2 separate regions of the Homo sapiens genome follow, and region 2 is linked to region 1. A link is a contact called in ENCODE Hi-C data. All regions are on one chromosome and are shown on one strand. Each heading gives the region's core, a stretch centred on a gene start or an enhancer-like site at or near the end of the contact. The rest is flanking DNA. Distances are from core to core; before and after follow the strand shown.

Region 1 (4,994 bases), core at 1,063-3,562:
AGGAGGAAGTAGGCTCCCTCTGCTCAGGTCTGGGGGAACTTTCTGGGAGAGGTGAGGCTTAAAATGGATCTACAGCCTGGGATGGTAAAGAGCGGGAATGGGCTCTAGGAGGGAGAAGTGATGGGCAGCGGAGTAGGAACAGGGCCGATCTGGGCCCAAACAGAGTCCGGTTTGGCAGACGTGGAATGTCACACAGGGCAGTAGGAGGAAGAGGTGAGACTGAAGAATTGGAAGAGGGGTAAATAACGGAGGGGCTTCTAACACTTGGCTCAGGAGTTTGGACTTTGCCTGTGGGTGGTCAGGAGCGATGGTGTGTTTTTGAGTAGAGGTGAGGGACTGAAGGCATTGCCAGCTGTCTGTGTAACCCTGATCCTTCCCATAATTTCCCTTTGTTACCCCTGCAGATGGGAGCAGCCTCCCAGAGTGGGTGACAGACAACGCTGGGACCCTGCATTTTGCCCGGGTGACTCGAGATGACGCTGGCAACTACACTTGCATTGCCTCCAACGGGCCGCAGGGCCAGATTCGTGCCCATGTCCAGCTCACTGTGGCAGGTGCGACCGTGGCAGGGCCCTGGGGCTGGGAGGGCCCTCTGGGGTAGCACCGTGTACCCTGCCAGCCCCTTGGCTTACCCCTCCCTGCGCCTCGCTGGTCTCTTTTCTTCCAGTTTTTATCACCTTCAAAGTGGAACCAGAGCGTACGACTGTGTACCAGGGCCACACAGCCCTACTGCAGTGCGAGGCCCAGGGGGACCCCAAGCCGCTGATTCAGTGGAAAGGCAAGGACCGCATCCTGGACCCCACCAAGCTGGGACCCAGGTAGGGCCACCTCTCTCCCACACCCGTCCCTCCTCTCCTGCAGCCCCCCTCCCTGCGAGCTGGCCAGCACTATGGCTTCTCCCCCGACAGGATGCACATCTTCCAGAATGGCTCCCTGGTGATCCATGACGTGGCCCCTGAGGACTCAGGCCGCTACACCTGCATTGCAGGCAACAGCTGCAACATCAAGCACACGGAGGCCCCCCTCTATGTCGTGGGTATGGGCTGGGGAGGGTTATGCTGCACAGGAAGTGGTGGGCCCAGACGTTTGTCACCTTGTACTCAGCCCCTGTGTACAGAACATGGCACAGAAGCCATTTTTGTGGCAGCGGTGGGGATTCGGCCGTCTCACCATGCTGCTGCACAGTCTTAGAGTCCTTGCTCAGAGCCGGGCTGTCGTTTATTTAACATCCAACGGTCGGTGTGTGTGTGTGTGTGTTGTGGGGGAGTGGGGGGGTGTTCTCTTCCTACAATGCTGCCTCCCAGGTTCCTGCAGCAGCCACACATATCTCTGGGTGGCTGGGGAGGAGGACCAGGTCAGAATGCAGTAGGACAAGGTTCTTTTCTCCAGGAGGCCCAGAGAGGATGATGGGTCAGGTAAAAGGCCCTGCACTTAACTCTCTGCCCCTGGGAGACTTATTTCTCCTCTGGGGACTTGTTTCTGCATCCACAGGTGAAAGTGGTTTAAATGAGAAGCTCTTAAACTTTCTTGGTTTGGCAGCAGAGTTATTTTTCTAGACAAAGTATAATGTGAAAGTTTAAATGGATGAAAATGAACTGAGGAGGCCCCCTTGGTGGGAGCCACTGGGGTGTGTGTGGCAGTTGGGGGATCCTGCATGGTCTCCCTTCATTCCCCTAATGCCTCTTGAGGCCCCTCAGTGTGGGCCATTAAAAGGCCCCTAGACCAGCAGATCCCTTCTACAGATCTGCTTATTGAAAAACCTGCTCTGTGCCAGGCAGTGCCTGGAATTCTAAACCTGAAGCTCCCAAATGCTGCTCTCCGGGGCCTGGCTCACATTATCAAGTCACTTGGGAAGCTTAACAAATAACGTGGGTTTGTGGTAGCTCCTTGACAGGTGTGCTTATCCGTGTCGCCTGTCTTGGCTTCCGATGCAAAGCCAGCTTGGGAACCCCTGGCCTCATCTCCTTCAGAGTCTTCGTTTGACCTTGGTGGGGCATGAGGACCTGCTGGCCCTTGTTAAAGCCAGTGAAGGTGGTGACCCTCCCGGGCCATCTGTTAAGTTGCCCTGTTGATGGGGTTGGGAGGAGTTAGTAGAGAAGCAGGGCTTCTTTTGCTTAGCAGCCCCTGCCCAGACCCATCTGTGTGTCTCTCAGACAAGCCTGTGCCGGAGGAGTCGGAGGGCCCTGGCAGCCCTCCCCCCTACAAGATGATCCAGACCATTGGGTTGTCGGTGGGTGCCGCTGTGGCCTACATCATTGCCGTGCTGGGCCTCATGTTCTACTGCAAGAAGCGCTGCAAAGCCAAGCGGCTGCAGAAGCAGCCCGAGGGCGAGGAGCCAGAGATGGAATGCCTCAACGGTGAGGGGCCCTGGACGGGGAGGTGGTGCCCGTGTGCGGGAGCTGAGCGCCCTCCCGCGGCCACGGAGGGGAGAGCGCCAGCACTCTGGAAACCGAGCGGCTGTTGCTGGGTCCTGGAGCTGGGACTGCCCCACCCCTAGCGGGAAGCCTGGAGTTGGATTCCCAGGGCCTCGTCTTCTGAGCAACCTGGCTTGAGACTTCTTCATTGGAGCCCCTTGGACCAGCTTCCTATGATTCCCTGCTGTTTCCTCCTCCCAGCACAAAACCACAGATATCATTAGTATATGTACACACGTTGCTGTTGCATGTCTTGTCTCCCTCTATGAGTCTAAGAGCTCCCCCAGGGGCAGTCTTTCTGTTTACTTCCCTTCTCCTATCCCCACTTCCTGGACTGGGAGCTCCTTGAGGTCATTGCTGGGTCTCTCCTATCAGCTCAGGTGTTCAGGAGCAGAGGTTGGGTCTCCATTATTGTGATTTTCCCTTTGTGCCTGTTTAGGGCTTTGCCCAATAGGAGGCCCCATGAAAGCAAAAATCCTTATGTGTAGCTATGGTATTAAGGACCAGTGATTCAGATTAGATGTCTGCAGTTGGCTTCATCTCAGAGGTCATAATCAGCTGCATCACTAAGGGGTCATACCCTAGGGGATAGCCATACATCCCCCACCCAGCCCCAGCCCCATTATTTCATCATTTGGGCTTGCCCTTTCATGTGGAGCACTGTGATTGGACCCAAGTTGGCAAGAGTGGAAGACCAGGGGACAGAACAGAAATCCCCATGGTGGCCAGAGTGTCAGGTCTCATCGTGACGCTCTTGTCCTCCTCCTTCCCAGGTGGGCCTTTGCAGAACGGGCAGCCCTCAGCAGAGATCCAAGAAGAAGTGGCCTTGACCAGCTTGGGCTCCGGCCCCGCGGCCACCAACAAACGCCACAGCACAAGTGATAAGATGCACTTCCCACGGTCTAGCCTGCAGCCCATCACCACGCTGGGTATGTTGCCTTGACTACAGCTGCCCCTGCCTAACTACAAGTCACCCGCTGTGTCTTGAGGCTGGGTACGGGCTAGTGTTCTGAAGTCCCTGAAACCTAGAATGTTAGAGGTGGAGGGAAGCATAGGTAGAGATCTAGCCCAGTGTGGCCCCAGAGCCTGTTATTCACTGCCCTTCGTGCAGATTTTGTCATTCCTGTGTACTACCTGTAGTATTATTTACTTGATGTTTTATTTAAATTGACTCTTTAAAAAAAAAAACTAAGTTACCATTGTTCTAGGAAAAAATATGAGAAATCATGGGTTTGTCATAGTTACGTTTTTTCCTAGCATACGTTAAGACATGTTTACCATGAGCCACCAAAAATTCTCATGCGAGTCACCCTTTGGAAAATGCTGAATATTAGTCCCACCCTTTTATTTTGTTGCTGCAGACACTGAAGCCTAAGGAGGGAGGGGGTCACAGCAGAACCGGGTCTCGTGCCCAGCCCAGGTGGGTGGGTCCCCACTGTGGGAGAGGCTAGGCCCCTCCCCCAGGTCAGGAGCTGCCTCGGCCTGGGTGAAGGTGGCTGGCTGACTCAGACTGTACCCACAGGGAAGAGTGAGTTTGGGGAGGTGTTCCTGGCAAAGGCTCAGGGCTTGGAGGAGGGAGTGGCAGAGACCCTGGTACTTGTGAAGAGCCTGCAGAGCAAGGATGAGCAGCAGCAGCTGGACTTCCGGAGGGAGTTGGAGATGTTTGGGAAGCTGAACCACGCCAACGTGGTGCGGCTCCTGGGGCTGTGCCGGGAGGCTGAGCCCCACTACATGGTGCTGGAATATGTGGATCTGGTATGCTGTTGGCAGGGGACGTGGGGGTCTCGGGTAGGGAGGGCAGTGTCCTACAAAGGTGGGAGTCAGTGGTTGGAGCACCGTGAAAACCTTGTCTCGTGCAGTCTCAGCCGAGACCTCACCTGCCTGCTGTTACACTTTGCCCACCTTATGATGCTCAGCTTCTGCCTTCCCTGCTCTTGGATGCCTGCTTTCCCTTTATCAGCACCCAGTCTTTCCATCTGTATCTCAGGGGCGTTGGTCCTAAGTTTTTCTGGGACTTCTCACTGTCACACTGCAGGGATGCCTTCCAGGTCATCTTCTCTGACTCTTGTTTTCTTTGGTTTGTTATTTTTTCCTCCCCAAAAGCTTGTCCCCACTTGAGAATAAATATATCAGAACCCACTTTGCCTCCCTCCTTCCTAGCACCACTTGTGACATGAGTGTTACCCCAGCCACCAGCCTTCTCCTCTCCACTCAGGGTGTCATTCCCAGAGCTGCGCCTTCCTCTTCATTCCCCAGCTGGTCCTTGCCCTCACCCCATGGTCCTCAAACTGCTGCTTCTCAAATCCCTAGTTCTGGGGCAAGAGCGGGCAGGAGTCCTATCAGTCTTTCCATTAACAAGTACTTACGCGGCTGGGCACAGTGGCTCACACTTGTAATCCCAGCACTTTGGGAGACTGAGGCAGGAGGATCGCCTGAGGCCAGGAGTCCGAGACCAGCCTGGGCAACATAGCAAGACTCTGTCTCTACAAAAAAATTAAAAACAAACAAACAAGTACTTATGAATGCTTTATGTATGTTTCTGCTGCTGGCGTTCTCCTTTGTTTGTTTAGATTAGATTGT
Region 2 (4,994 bases), core at 1,364-3,863, 420 kb before region 1:
TAGCTTGAATTTGTTTTCCTATTTTGGCTTCTTTTAATATTACTGCTGTATTTTTTGTGCGTGTAATAGAAGAATTTTTCCAAGTCAGTGGAGTTAGGAAAATTTCCCACCAACAAGTTGGTATGGGACATTGAAGGAGTTTTGATTCAGCTAAATATTTGCCTGAAATTTTGGATCCATTGACCATTGAGAGTGGAGTGACCTAGATAATTCCTTCACTCTGATACAAAAGGGGATTTGGAGTTACCGAGAGATTTGAATACATCTGTCCAAGAACTGACTCTATGCAGGAGACAATCAAGGGAAATGATAGAGGAAAAGATGAAAAGCCCCTTCTCTGTGAGCCTCTGCTCACAGAGGCTGGTTCTACCATCGGCCTCTCCCACTCCCCAGAATTCTGCTTGTCCCCCTGGCTTCATGCCCTCCTCGGGAGATTTATGTAAATCGTGGCATCTTGTGCTGCCCCTGCAGACCTGTCACCTGGGAAGGGCACAGCCCTTTACAATCCTCTCCTGACTGGGGATTTGCAGCAGTAATCTCCATCCACAAGAAAATAAAATCCCAAGAAGTGACCTTCACTTGGACGTCCCTTCCATCTGCAGGGCAGATATAAGCTAGCTATTTGGGCGTCATTAATGTTGTTTTGGGCTTCAAACATGTCCTGCTGCTGGTGCCAATGCCCTGAGTTCAAGTTCCCTTTGGACTTGCCAGCCTCACTGGGAAGAAAAAAAAACCACCCTTAGGAATAACTGAACCCCTAACCTCAGCCAGGTAGGGTCGAGTCAGACAGAAAGAAGAGGTGAGGGAAAGCGGCTGCCTCAAGGCAGGCTGCCCTTTCCCTGAAAAGTCACTCGAGCCCCAGGTTGGTGGGTGTGTTGGGAAGAGCAGCCCGCTGGAGCCAGTGCACAGGCTGTTCCCTCCGACACAGTGGTCGAGAGTCTCTCTCTCACCAGCACCTCCCACAGCCCATCGCAGCATTTTACTTTTACATATGCCAAGAATACTTTAGAAATGCTTTATCACATTGCACTATCATGACTCGCTAAGTAAACACCAGCAAGCATTTAATGAGTACCTGCTGCATGCCAGCTACCAGGCAGGGCTAGGAGGTGACTTCCAAAATTACCTATTCTATTCCAGTGCTCATTTAAAAGATGGGCAAGCCAAAGCGCAGAGTGACTAGTGACCTGCCCAAGGTCACAAGACCTTGAACAACAGAACCAAAACTTCACCCTAGATCTCATGACTTCCCCTTCCTATGCTCTTTCCAACATATCCAGACAAACATCTTGGGAATGGATGCTCAGGGTTGAAAGGTTGGAAAACAAGGGAACTAACTAGGAAATTTAAACTTCTGGGACTGAATCCATCTACTTTGAATGAATGGGACAAATAGCCAAATAGTACCTCAGTGTTTGTGATCTATGAATGACTTCCATCCCTCTGTATAAAGTGGACACACATTGCTGCCTGGCTCTTCATCCCAAGGGGCTCCTATCCAAACAGCTTATATAAATTGATACCTTCCTACCACCTTAGCCAATGTTAGGTTGAACCCTATGAAGTTGTCATTTTTTATGGGTCAAAGAGGTAGAATATTAGCAATTTCATATGGTTCCACCTGATACACCCTCACATACGCAGCAATAAGTTGTGCACCCGATGGAGAGGAAAAGGCACTGGGTGCGGGGAGAGGGGCTGGTCAGAGGCCTGAGCCTCAGTGTCCCCAATATATTCATAGCTCTGACCCCAGGACTGGAAGCCACTCACTCTTTGACTTCTTTGGAGGAAAAGTCCAGGTAGCGATTGCTGATCCACTGAATCTCAAACCAGTCCCGAAAACCGTTGTTGCCGCAGCATTTGAACTCGATCTGCAGCATGTCGATGGTCTTCTTCATGAAACACCTGCCAGGGGTGTCTGTGTCCCGGTAGTACTTCATGCCGTTCTTGAGCCCTTGGCCCAGGGTGTTCTCCAGCGAGCCCCGAAGCAGAAAGCAGCAGAGAGCCACAAGGAAGAGGATGATGTTGAAGAGAACACAGATAGCCAGGTACGGCTTCAGCCAGGGCTTCCATCTGGCATACTTGGCTGGGTCCAGGGCGTCGTAGCAGATCTTCCCAGCCAGCGAGTTGAAGACACAGGATAGCACCCCCATCCCTATCAATGAGTTGGGCACAAAATGGCTCTCAGAATTATTCATCACATCGCTCCTCTTTCGGAGTTCAATCTTCAGGAACAGTCCTAGGCTGAAGATGATGATGCCAGCCAACACGGAGAACCAGTTCATGAGCCAGAGCCCTTGGGCCAACTTGACCCGCTTCTTCTGGTCAAACTTGACTTTCAGTAGCGCCATGCTTGCCAAGTGTAGTCCGGGTTGCTTCCCACAGCACAGCTCCCACCCCAAACCTTAACGAGCCCAGAGGCGGAGACTTAGGGCCTTGGGAAAAGTGCAGATGGCCCAAGCTGTAGGGAGCTGCCCTGGGGGCTACCCATGTCGAGTCCCACTAGCCTGGGATCCCCGTGAATGCAGTAGTGGTGGCAGGGGTCTCGGAATCACAGCTTGAGCAGGGGATAGTCCTGGTCCTGGGCGTTGTTTCTTCAGCGCCCTTCCCAGCCAAGAAGGGGCAGCCTGAACGCTGCAGATTAAAAGTGGGATCCACAAGACATTTTGCTAATCTCTTTAGCCAGGTTCATCCCATTAGATAAAGCCATGCCACTCTCAAAACATGGTCAAAAGCAGCCTCCAGGTACATGCTGAACCAGAAAGCTCTGGGTACAGCTTGGAGAATCAGGAGCAAAGGGCAAGACTGGCCAGAAGAATGGGCTGTATCTGGATGTCTGGCTCAGACCGTGTTGCTCCCCAAAAGCATATTTCCAGGCCAATCTCCTTCAACATTTAAAACTTTCTGTAGGACAAATAAATTGTTATCCTCTCTGAGAAAAGAAATGACAGGGCCAGGCACAGTGGATCACGCCTATAATCCCAGCACTTTGGGAGACCAAGTTGGGTGGATCACTTGAGCCCAGGAGTTCAAGACCAGCCTGGGCTACATAGGAAGACCCCATCTCCACACACACACACACACACACAAAAAAAAAAAAAAAAAAATTAGCTGGGTATGGTGGCATGCACCTGTAGTTCTCCCAGCTACTCTGGAGGCTGAGGTGGCAAGATCACCTGAGCCTGGGGAGTTCAAGGCTGCACTGAGCCATGATCGTGCCACTGCACTCCAGCCTGGGTGACAGAGTGAGGCCCTGTCTCAAATTTTAAAAAGACAAAGAAAAGAAGAGAAGAAGGAAGGAAAGAAAGAAAGTGACAGATCGTGAGAAAACATTTGCAACTTGTAAAATTAAAAAGTAATATACAGTGGCCAGGCATGGTGGCTTATGCCTGTAATCCCAGTACTTTGGGAGGCCAAGGCAGGTGGATCGCTTGAGCCCAGGAGGTGGAGGTTGCACTGAACTGAGATCCCCACATTGCACTCCAGCCTGGGTGACAGTGAGACTCTGTCTGGAAAAAAAAAAAAAAGAATTAATATGCAAAAATGTTTTAAGTCTCACAAATTCACAATAAACAAAAATTCACAATCAAAAGACCAATAATCAACTGGAAAAATAGGCAAAAACCAGGAACAGACAATTCATAATTAGGAAACTTGAAAAGTCCAATAATCTGGAAAAGATCTCAACTTGGGTAATAAGCAGGAAAATGCAAATCCAAACAACAATAAAATACCAAACTTGGCCGGGCACAGTGGTTCACACCTGTAATCCCAGCAGTTTGGAAGGCCAAGGTGGGTGGATCACTTGAGGTCAGGCATTCAAGACCAGCCTGGCCAACATGGTGAAACCCTGTCTCTACTAAAAATACAAAAATTGTCTGGGTATGGTGACAGGCACCTGTAATCCCAGTTACTTGTGAGGCTGAGGAAGGAGCATCAATTGAACCCGGGAAGTGGAGGTTGCAGTGAGCCAAGATTGCGCCATTGCACTCCAGCCTGGGTGACAAGAGTGAAATGACGTCTCAAAAAAAGAAAAAGACCAAACTCGATCCATCAAATTGAATGTATGTCAAAATTCTGTCACCATACATCAACAAAGAGAGTGGAAGTAGAAGTGTACACTCTTGGTGAATCTGTACATTTATTATTATTATTAATTAATGGATTATTTCTTACAGTAGTTTTAGGTTTACAAAAAAATTGAACAGAAAATACAGGGAGTTCCCATTATTCTCCATCTCCCCAACCAGTTTCTCCTCTAATTAATATCTTGCATTAATGTGGTACATTTGTTACAATTAATGAACCAATATTGATGCACTATTATTAACTAAAGTCTATAGTTTACATTAAGGTTCAGTCTTTGTGCATATAATTCTGTCACTTTTGCCAAATGCATAATGTCATGTATTCATCATTATTGTATCATACAGAATACTTCCACTACTCTAATAACCTGCCATGTTCTGCCTATTCATTCCTCCTTCCCTCACTCCTCAGCCCTGGGCAACCACCGTCTAGATCTATAGTTTTGCCTTATCTAGAATATCTTACAGTTGGAATCATACAACATGTAGCCTTTTCAGACTGGCTTCTTTCCCTTAGCAATATATGTGATTAATGATTCTCTGTATCTTTTCACGGCTTAATAGCTCATTTCTTCTTATCACTGAATAACGTTTCATCACATGGATGTACCACGGTTTATTCCTTCACCTATCAGAGAATATCCTGGTTGATTCCAGTTTTTGACAATTATGAATAAAACTGCTATAAACATCCACGTGCAGGTTTTTGCTGAAAAATTTTCCATTCATCTGGGTAAATATCTAGGAGCACAATGGCTAGATTACATAGTAAGACTATGTTTAACTTTGTAAGAAACTGCCAATCTGTCTTGCAAAGTGACTGTACAATTTTGCATTCCTACCAGCAATTTTTACTTCATGTCCTTGCCAACATTTGATATTGTCAGTGTTTCAGATTTTAACCAC

What was found. A loop is a pair of places that touch in the nucleus more often than their neighbours do. Pooled maps may share reads with other maps.
Region 2: a map of CD8-positive, alpha-beta T cell shows a loop between it and region 1 (2.3-fold over the local background). The contact joins the promoter of PRPH2 here to the enhancer-like site in region 1. A Hi-C loop is called at or near these places in 1 of 168 maps with a recorded cell type or tissue (CD8-positive, alpha-beta T cell) and 7 of 50 pooled maps.

Annotation. Positions count from the first base shown.
Region 1 is chr6:43,141,264-43,146,257 of GRCh38, forward strand. It overlaps PTK7 (protein tyrosine kinase 7 (inactive)), which reads left to right. Exons shown (of 20, transcript NM_002821.5): 11 at 405-554; 12 at 668-818; 13 at 909-1,036; 14 at 2,154-2,357; 15 at 3,188-3,343; 16 at 3,937-4,169. Among named protein-coding and RNA genes, the nearest start is that of SRF, 28 kb to the right of the region's middle. RefSeq lists an enhancer at 2,163-2,252. Within about 2 kb of position 2,313, at least 12 of the 41 ENCODE cell types and tissues checked have a DNase peak (open chromatin) inside an H3K27ac peak, as active enhancers do; they include CD8-positive, alpha-beta T cell, where a contact is called at or near this core.
Region 2 is chr6:42,719,984-42,724,977 of GRCh38, forward strand. It overlaps PRPH2 (peripherin 2), which reads right to left and starts at 2,614. Exons shown (of 3, transcript NM_000322.5): 1 at 1,771-2,614. The coding sequence starts at 2,351.